Linked DNA regions of Mus musculus: regions 2, 3 and 4 are each linked to region 1. The links are chromatin loops, found by intact Hi-C in ENCODE. Cell type or tissue: left cerebral cortex. All regions are shown on one strand. Region 1 has its middle 34 kb from the start of Gm34281. Region 2 has its middle 140 kb from the start of Gm23520. Region 3 has its middle 6.1 kb from the start of 3110004A20Rik. Region 4 overlaps Gm12132 (a long non-coding RNA gene).

Region 1 (2,500 bases):
TTACTGACCAAGTCACTTTACAGTCAGGGGAGGGGTGGTTTATGTAGTTTCAGATGTTGGGTTCACCAAATTCTTCCTGGCTCACTTTTCTAGAGAAAGTCTTATCGTTCTCGTTCAGGCTGTGAGTTCCTGTTAGTCACTTGAAGGATGCCTATCCAGGAATACCTTTGTGGTATTATCATGCCATGCTGAGCTTAAATGATGTAGCCAAAAGTGGCTATATAAGCGAATAGTGGAGTGTCCCGTCCAGCAGGGCCCAGTTATTCGTGGGTATGAGGGGAACAGCAAATCTGCAAGAGAAATGAGTGGGAGGGAAAGAAGAGAGGAGACCAAGGAGGATTCCTGTCAAAGTCTCCGTTTATTAGGCTGAAACGCCAGGTTATAAGCACACAGTGAGGGGAAATAGGGAGGGGCTTAGGGAGAATTAACAAAGAACAAAGAAGCAGGCATCTGGGGACATGAAGGCTGAATTCTGACTGCAGGCGGGAGGCACCCTGAGTCTTATCTCAGGAATGTAGATTCCTCCTTAACAGTCTGGGGTGTCAAGCTGGACTCAGCACATAACTCATGTCCTTGGAAGTCTTGGGAGTCAGGAAGAAATAAGGAAGAGGGGACTATAATTCAAATCTTTAGGGTCTTAGGTGTCAGGAAGGGAATAGGGAGGAGGAGGTGACAGGCTCCTAACACAAGGCCGTTTGGCTTATTAGGGTGGGAAACTGTGAAAGGCCTACTTTCTCCAACAGTGGAGAGTGAGTAAAGGAAGGCAGGAAGTGAAAGAAAGCTTCCTCTGTCCCCTTGCAGGAGTCAGCAGGGAGGCAGGGAGGCAGGAAGCCAGGTGGACACTATGGTAGAGGAGTGACTGACACCATCATTAGCTTCATGAGTTGTGCCTCCTAGCCATCCAACTATTTCTAATAACATTTTATTTTTCTCTTGATTTCCTTTCCCTTCATAAGAAAACTAAGCTCAGAGCCCAAGGTCTAATTTGGATATTTTATTATAAATAATATTCATACTATTTAAAATGGAAGTTTCTATACATATTGCTCTATTTATAAATGATTTATATTTGTGAGAAGTACATTTTTAGGTATAACCTTTAAAAACCTCATTGGAAAACAGATGCACTATTTTCTCTGACCACAAGAGGGCAATAGTGTCACGTGTAAAAAAATGCCTGTCTACCACTTTCTGAACAGATGGCACATTTGTTAGACTTCATTGGATGTATTTTTCCTTTATTGAAGCACAGGGGAATTTCACATTTTGCAGGTAGGATGGGCAAAGATAGTTAAAATTTTATACTGTATTTTTATCTCTTTGTTTATGCTGATAAAGGTAGCAAAGACAATTGATTTATCCTCCTTTGTTGCTGTTTTGAGGAATTTAGTGTGTGAACAAGCTTAGGTGAGTGCTCTCCATCACTACGACCCTGCAGAAGATGTTCTGTTGATTTTGCATTTAATTGGAAATGTCACATAGCTAATGTAAAACTCATCCTCAACCAAGCCCTCCAGTACCTCTCAGATCCTGTTGTTCCCAGGACGTCCTTGTGTTTTATCTGCCTCTGCACCTTTAAGTAGCTACAATCCAGCAAGCTTTCGGTGCGAATAATGTTGTGTGACCTTTCTTAACCCTATGATCATAGAAACTCTGAAGTGTCCCTTTCACAGATGGGCTGAATCCTGCTGGGTTCCTAATGTCCTTGCCTCCCTCTGGGTTCTTCAGCTCTTAACTCAAAGCTAATCAGCTCCCTCTTTCCAAGGTGTGATGAAGCAGAGCTTCCTGCACTGTAAAGGTAGACAGTTTTAGGATTCTTGCCTTGGGCATATGTGGTTTATCATGCTGTATTGGCCCGTGCAGGCTTTTCAAATTAGCTGTCAACACTTAAATGCAAACGGTTCTCATTAAAGACCCACATTTCTTGCATTTCTGGCAACATTGGACGATGTAGTAGTGCTAGCCTGAACAGTTGCTGTGAGTATCGGGGCAATCACCTTCTTTGTGGCTCTGTAGAGTCGCTACCCACACAGCCCCTCCCCTGCTTTGTTTCAGAAACAAAGAGAAATGCCTTGCTAATCAAATTTGAAGTTTTCGTCAAACGAAGAAAAATGGTAATTTAAACAGGGAGAGACTCATGGCTCAAGAAACTCAAGGCTAAGAGAAATAAACTGACCTCGCAAATTTCGAATTTCAGCACCTGGGAGAGCTCCATCTTTGGCCAGGGGGGCTTCAGGTTGGCTCTTGCACAAAGTGACTCACAAAGTTTCTCTCTCACCAGACCTAGGATGCATTCACTTTGTTGTCCCAGTGCCCTGCCTGGCAGGATGTGAGAGCACTCACTAGAAGGTCGGTCACGACCTAGTTTTTTTTTTTTTTTCTTATTTTTCCCGTTGCGAGTGGTGGCCCATGGAACCCCTAACAAGCATGTTGGAAAGTCACTGCCTGACTAGGCTGGGAAGAACGGGTTAGAAAAGAGCAACTGGAGTAGCAAGCTGAG
Region 2 (2,500 bases), 1.7 Mb after region 1:
CTTCTATGGCAATCCCTACTTTCACCTCATCCCCTTCCCAAAAACAAATTGTGAAAGTCTAGACAAGAAGTGATCAGAGAGATCTCTTAAAAACTGTGATAGAATTCTGGGGAATGTCACCCTTCACAGTAGATATAGATAATGGACAGGGATGCAGGACAGAAAGGGCTCAGCTCTGTTTAGAGAATAGGCCACTGACTTTGACCATACCCCAACGAATATATAAATAACACAAACTGGAATTTATTTTTTTCTGAAAGGAGTATGAAGATGGCCCGGGAGACAAATGTGATAGGAGTGTATAATGCAAAATCCCCAAAGCAAAAATAAAAATATTTTGTTAGAAAAAAAACAAAAGAAAACAATGAAATGGGGGGGGGGGAGGATAGGGGAGAGACTGGGTATTGGGGAAAGAGGAGAATGTGAGAATGAGAAATATTTATAAAGGACCAAGCAAACTTAAGCTGAATTCCAGAGGTAGAAGAGAATATATAATCACTACAAATTAGATTCTGTTTTTCACCCCTCCCTAAATATAGATTTCATTTGCATCGTCATCTCATCTGCTAAATGTCATTTTTTAAATGTGAATTTTTAAATGTCAGCTAACAAGGAAGTTTGACTACTCAGTCACTCCTGTTATTCTGAATCCACTACTCTATTATTAAGGGCATTTTAGCAGTTGATTGCTGATATTTTTAATTAAGCCCTGGCTTTTGCAAATTGACTTAAAGAGATATATTTTTTTAAAAATGTGGTATGGATTATGTGCTGTATAGTTTAGTAGCATAGCCCTTTATTGGCCAAAACACATTTAGCAAATTTGTACAAAGAAATATAATTGGAATATAATTGCCAAAACCTCCACTGAGCCACAAATTACGTATTGTTATAGACCAGTATTTGGGGGTTTCGGTAAAATTTCTGCTTCAGATCGGGGCATGGATGAGAAACCTAACTCAACTTGAAAACCTCTGAAGTCTCTCTAACTCGGTAATCCTATAATTCTAGTGTCCCTTTGCGTCTGACTCCAGCAAATCATAGCTGGCTCTCTCCTCAACTCAGGCCCCTTGGATGCTCTCTAAAGGAGACTCAATTAATTGCTGTCTCCATTGTCACAATCAAATTATCTATTGTGTGAAAATCTGACTCTCTAATTAATGTTGTAGCATATGTGCATTAATCTGTCTGGCCCTGCAGTTCTCTAATGAGACACAAACTCGGTTACAAGATCTTTCTTAAGAAATAATAAACTGACTGACTCGGCAAGACACCGTCACCTAATTAATAAAATGATAACAAATTTTAAATCCCTGGGATGTGATTTTCTGCACTGAAAATTGTTTTGCCCATTTGTAAAGGGACACGAGAAAGGATGTAAATTTAGCAGTAACCTTCGACTAAACAAGCAAACAAGAGATTAGATGGAATTAATATGGCCAGAAAGAATTTCTTGCAAAGTCCAGGAAGTCTGGGAATGTGAGAAAAAGAATCTGGAGCTCAGGAAATGGTCTGGTAATAGTGACATCTAGTGGCAATGGTTCCCATGCTCCCCCATTCCTAAATGAATTCGCCAGGAAGGAAACCAGAAAAAAAAATTTCATCCAGGAAAAACAAAAAAACAAAAAAACAAAAAAACAAAAAAACCTTTTCTATTATTTTACTTTTATTAATACAAATATTCCAGTGATTAAAATATGACATTGAAAACTAGAGAATAACTATTTCACAAAATTACAGAAATGATCATCACATGGGTATTCAATGAAGACATTTTTGAAAGTGATGTAGAAGAACTGACAAGAATACAAGACAACAAGAAGAAAGGCCGCGTACTTTTGTATTTACATGCCGTTCCTTTTGACACAGGACTATGGGTTTTAATTCATAAGCTTTTGTTTTAATCTTTTGTGAATGCAATCAACCTATAATATGTGTTCTGGTAATAAACCCCCTGAATAAGTATCTCCTGGGAGAGGTACTGGGGAAAGCACTGCCAGTCTCTGACTTTCCTTCCTTCCATTGAAAGAGGTGGGCAATTTACAATAAATGTTTTACTCTGTGTTTGGAAAACCTCTACAATCTTTGTCCTGATCCTTAGACTTAAACTGTTACTTAGAAAATAGATTTTCAGCAACAAAGACTTTGCTTCAACCTCTGGCCGACCACCTAGGGACTAGGTACTAGTCTATACTATTTTGGTAATTTCATGGACTCCCATAACAAACAAATCATAAAGTGGATTCTCATGCCTGATGTTATGGGTTTTATGATTTGCCTATGGCTTTGGAGGAAGTATTGTCAGCCAAGGTGGAAAATCTTCATCTAAAAGACAGACAGGCAGACAGTCAGACAAACAGACAGATATTAAGTACAAATTTATGAGAATAGTTAATATGATTTCCCATGACTTGTTTGAACATCCTTATTGACATTGTACTATCCTCATTATCTTGCTTTCTGTTTTAATATCCCTCCTGCCTTCCATTTGACGATGTCT
Region 3 (2,500 bases), 130 kb after region 1:
ATTTGCCTGTAGTCTCAGGGTATAGGGGCCGCAGCAGGAAAATTACACTAGAGTATTTTAGAAAAGTACAGCAGGATTAATTTGTTGTTGTTTTGTTTTGATCTATAAGCAGTTTAGATTCATACTGGCCTCTGCTGTGTGCAAGAGAGATCTACAAATAATTCATGCTTTTAATGATAGTGTCTCTCACAGTCCTCCCTATGAATGTCCTGACAGGGAAGACAAAATTGCCTTTTTTGCCACTTAGCAATGCAGGACAAAGCAGCTGACAAATGTCATGTGGAATTTCCTATCATACAAGCAGATATTCTCTGTGTCAGCAAGGGTTTGCCTATAAGATTTGAGCAGCTTCCTTCTGGTTCTTCTAGAAATGGGTTAGTTCACAGACGACAGTCTCCAGATTATTGATATAATCACAAATTGAAATGGGACTTGGAGCTTTCTGTTCACAGGAAAGCTTGCCTGGCTCTTTCTGTATTTGAAGTGATTAACGATGCTGAAGCATTGTGGGAAAATGATATGTCTATAATTATAGGAAGCCACAGGAGGGAGAAGCCATTTCTGATACTGGTCTTTGAAGCCACCCAAGTTATTTGAGTCTGAGCCATTAGGAGGGAGGTAGAAAGAAGAAAAATAAGGAAAAATATTTTTTAAAAAGAGGGAAATCAGAACATGTAGCAGGGGGACCAGTCTAGAGGACACCATATATGAGATACGTGTATGTAAGAGATAAGCAAAATGTTTGGAGCAGTAGAGAGCTAAGAGACAGCAGGAGGCACTGGCTCAGCAGTTAAGCAAAAGGATGAGAGGCCATAGAGACAATACCTGAGAATAGACAGGTTTCCCATCATTCTTCCCATGTAACCTTCCTTTCTAATATATAATGTGGAGAATATAGAAACAACGTGTCTTAGCACTTTTTTCCCTGTGTGTACACAATGACAGAAACCTTGATTTAAAAAAGAAAATTCTATGCAAGTACTGCAAACAAAACTGTGGAAAGTGAGGTTCCCTCTCCCTTTGTCTCTCTGATGAGAGACCCTTGTCTCTCTGATGTTGGTTAAAGTATAGCTCTTCATACCAGTTTAGAGAGTTTCAGACATACAGAATTTTAAAAATCATATTTAAGGCATGAGGGGGACCTCTATCACCCCTCACCCTTGGGTGTGGCATCCTGCTCAGTGTCTCTGGGCTTGCCATCTCTGCTGCCTGGAAACAGCCAGGCATAAACATTAAATGCGGTTCATTCTGAGGATGTGAAAACACAGTGACAGCCTAATTCCATTTTCGGCCGCTTGGTGCCACTCTGGCTTTATGAACCACTCAGCCATAGCCAATTGCTGGGGAACTGCTTCCTCCTCAGTTGGCTTTCTGTGATTTCAAAGACAGTCATTGTTTTGAAGAAGGTCATTTGGAGAGTTCGGTGGCAGGTGTGATTAGAATGTGTACAGCAAGTCACATTCCAGGTGCTTTGTGTGCTAACGCTTAGGTGTTATTACCAGCATTAATTATCCAAGGGACATGTAACAAGCACAGGTAGACCCTTGTCGGTTCATTTAAAAGGCAAGGCTTTGCAGAATGCAAACCCCCAGGTAGCTACCCTGGCCTTGAAGTTTAATTTTGGGATAGCTTGAGCCCACTAGGCTTGGTCTATTCATAGATGGGATTTTTATATATAAAACAAAAAGCAATTCAATATTAATTCTTCCTTAATAATAGGTTACACACACACACACACACACACACACACACACACACACACACACGTAATACTGGTCAAAAAAAAATCTTTTGTTAAGAACAGCATCCTTGCAAACAATAGATCCAGATTTCATTTGTTTTGTTTTGTTTCGACTTTGCCTCTTTGCTTGCATAAGTTTTTAGTCATCAATAAAAAGGACATTTTTTTCCCTTCAAAGAACAATATATATATCTCAAACTAGTTACATGCAGTGTTGTAAAACACTTTCACCCACACAATAAATCTTTATCTAATTCTCCACCTCCTTGTTCATCTGAAAACGAACGGGATTCCAGGAAAGAACCTGTGCCTGCCTTTTTACAGCTTGGAGACGACTTTCTGAAACGGAGGACATTGCAGTATTTAGCTGAAGGTCCTTGTGCTGTGTTTGATGGGAGCCCAGGAGGGGGTTTGCTCACTTCTAAAGATACGATTGAGAGTAGTGCTTTTCTGACTCATTAATTTGGAAAGGCAAGAGAAGGCTGCCCTTAAAAACTGTCTTTGCAATTAATTGCATGTAAAACTTCCATTCCTGTCCTACCCCGCAACACATTTATAGAAATTGCATACCTGTTTTGAGCTGATAGACTTCTGATGGCCTTCCCATCAGTGGACCTGGTTCTAGGTGAAACTCAGATGCTTGCCAAAGCCAACTTTGGGTTCCCTTTTGACTTCATTGAGTACTGTCCTTAAGTCTTAGTAGTTTTGAGTGTAATATGCTTTGATATTGGGCTTGCCAATTGGACTGTCTTTGTGTTT
Region 4 (2,500 bases), 450 kb after region 1:
AGAAGGCAAAGGTTAAAAATGTCCTGGGAAACCCCTTCGACAACATATAAAAGCCAGATCAGGAATTTTATTGTCTTTCAAGAATCATTAATTATTTACTATAACTAGTGAAGAAAAGCAAATATTTCTATGCCACATATTTATTCCTTAGGAATAAAACAATATGAGATCCATCCAGCACCAACCCATTCTGCTTGAGTGTTGAAAATTTGAAGAGCATCAATTGGTTAAAAAAAAAAAAGAATAGTATTTTCTGAGCATTCTGATTGATTGAAGGTTAAAAAGAAATTCGTCTTTTTCCTTTCCTTGGGCTTAAATCCTGTGGGGACGTCTCAAGATCTTCAAATAGTTCCCTCCAAGGGAGAAAAATTCCAGTACTTATAGCATGCCATTTCGGTGCCTGGGGACTCCCTGTCATCTCACTTTTGAAAAGTAGTTGGTGAGCTATGCAGATCACGAAGATTGGGCAATAAAAATCTACCACCATCAAGCTAAAGAAATCTATTACTCACCTCTGCTATTAATAGAGTTGGAGCTTTGATTTCACACTGCAAAAACCTAAGATTTATTTTGCTTACTTGAATCTCAAAGCTTGAGTGGTCTCCGATTTGGGAAATGTAAATCCTGCCTCCCTTTAAACTAAATAATACTTCTATTTATAACACTTGTCATAGCCTTTAGAAACCCCTTTTCCTCCTTGCACAGAAAGTGCTGTCGTATTCCTCCTCTAATGTTGCAAGCAGAATACGTTTAGATTTATTAGAGAATAGAAAAAAACTAAGAGGCAGTATCTCTGGGGTGCAGGAGTAAGCCTGGAGAACTGCTGCCCATTACAGCCTTTTACAAATGAGAAGGGGGAAAAAATCCATCTTGTTCGTTTGTAAATTCACTTGAAACCACTCTTGTCATTGAGCTGTTTGATAGCAAAAGCATGCTGTGAGTTTTGTTTTAAGACAATTCCCATTTCTCAGAATGCTCCTATTGTTTGTGTATCTATCATTTAGAAAACAAGAGGGTGACAAGAGAGGCCAAATACCAGCACACGCAGGTAATAGGCAATCCGGCTTCCAATTTTTATGTGTGAAAGAATTTCTCTGTTTAGCCGGGAACAATTAGACACAAAATGAATGTAGCCAGCCACTGGGTGGCAATGTTGCTCCATCGAGTTCTTGTGGAAAGAGCATTTTTTCTTATATTAAAAGAGAAAAGGAAATGAAGAATGATTGTGCCTTAAAGAAATTAGCATTGTCTAAATGGGAAAATTGGTTTTCCTCTTCTTCTTTGATTTCTTTTGTGTGTGTGTGTGTGTGTGTGTGTGTGTGTGTGTGTGTGTGTACACTAAACATCTCTTGACCAAGGTATAACAATTCTATATTCAAGTGCTGATATTAACTGTGTGCCTGGTGTTTCCTATGTTTCCCTTCTCATGACGCTGATTCTTTTGCCAACTCAATAAGGGGAATATTACAGGTTGGTTAACAATGCTTGAAAGAGGAGTAGAATACTAGAATAGATATTCTTGTGTTAGCTTACATTTAGAACTCTAAACCCAACACAATGGATCATGCATTTGCTGTCAGGTTTGAGAGGATGAGGTAAGAAGATCACTGTGAGTTCAAGGTCATCTTCAGCAAGTGTAAGACCTTGTTTCAAACAACCAAACAGGGAAAAAAATAAAAAAGGAAAAAAACAAATCTGGAGCTCTAAGTCTGCATTACCACTGAGGCCAGAAGAGAGAAACATAGAGCTAGAACAGACAGACCTAGAAGTAATGACAGGTATAATCGGAGATAGAATATTGATGCACATTGTCTGGTTCTGATAATGTGCATATGACCTGAATTAATTATGTACTCCTTTCTTGCTTCACTCAGTACATGCAGAGTCTTAAATAGATTACAAGAAACTGATGTCCTTAGCACCAATATTGGGTTAGAGTGACTGGTGCTAAATAGTGGAAACCAACCTGTGAAACACTCATTACTTTTTTTAAGACTCAAAACCAAAGTTAAATAGCCATTTTAGAGTCCTGAATGTTATATATGTGTGATATCCGATCTATTATGGCCATTCACCACACAAATAATGACTCATTGTCTTTTTCTACCTCCCTATGAACCTTCTAATATTCTATAACATGTGAAGTTTATTAAACATACTGGACAGTTTCTTATCACCAAGACAAAGGTTATCCCTATTGATGAAGTGAAGTTTTAATTTTATTTTCATTCACTATAGGTAAACATAAACAACCACATAGAGCTACCTTTAACTTTACTCTGCTCCACGTAGAAACCACTTTGGGAGTTGAGAAATATACCTTCTTTCCAGTTCAATAGCACTTACACATGAAGCGTTGAGAAGGTCATTATGGCTTATGAGTGTTTCCTCTAGTGTGTCGTTGCTCTAAATATTTTATACATTTAACCTTTCCAGTAAATATATGGATAAATAATCTTCTTTCCAGTGATGAGATGATGCAACTTAAATGGGAGCCAGT

What was found. Hi-C counts contacts between places; a loop is a spot of excess contacts. Peaks named below come from ENCODE experiments on the same cell type or tissue, not always from the same donor. Only the 100,000 strongest peaks of a DNase experiment are listed, where the experiment ranks them.
Region 2: a loop joins it to region 1, with 11 times the contacts of the local background. A loop is called at or near these places in 7 of 42 quality-filtered maps.
Region 3: a loop joins it to region 1, with 3 times the contacts of the local background. A loop is called at or near these places in 2 of 42 quality-filtered maps.
Region 4: a loop joins it to region 1, with 7 times the contacts of the local background. A loop is called at or near these places in 5 of 42 quality-filtered maps.

Annotation. Positions count from the first base shown.
Region 1 is chr11:40,600,391-40,602,890 of GRCm38, reverse strand. No RefSeq gene overlaps it. Among named protein-coding and RNA genes, the nearest start is that of Gm34281, 34 kb to the right of the region's middle. In left cerebral cortex, a CTCF peak has its summit at 1,139 (motif pointing right); DNase peaks (open chromatin) are centred at 1,157, 1,586 and 2,234; H3K27ac peaks cover 238 bases.
Region 2 is chr11:38,937,304-38,939,803 of GRCm38, reverse strand. No RefSeq gene overlaps it. Among named protein-coding and RNA genes, the nearest start is that of Gm23520, 140 kb to the right of the region's middle. In left cerebral cortex, a CTCF peak has its summit at 1,531 (motif pointing left); a DNase peak (open chromatin) is centred at 1,516.
Region 3 is chr11:40,468,318-40,470,817 of GRCm38, reverse strand. No RefSeq gene overlaps it. Among named protein-coding and RNA genes, the nearest start is that of 3110004A20Rik, 6.1 kb to the left of the region's middle. In left cerebral cortex, a CTCF peak has its summit at 1,288; a DNase peak (open chromatin) is centred at 1,294.
Region 4 is chr11:40,148,144-40,150,643 of GRCm38, reverse strand. The region is part of intron 5 of Gm12132 (a long non-coding RNA gene); the gene reads right to left. Among named protein-coding and RNA genes, the nearest start is that of Gm12132, 140 kb to the right of the region's middle. In left cerebral cortex, a CTCF peak has its summit at 1,140 (motif pointing right); a DNase peak (open chromatin) is centred at 1,139.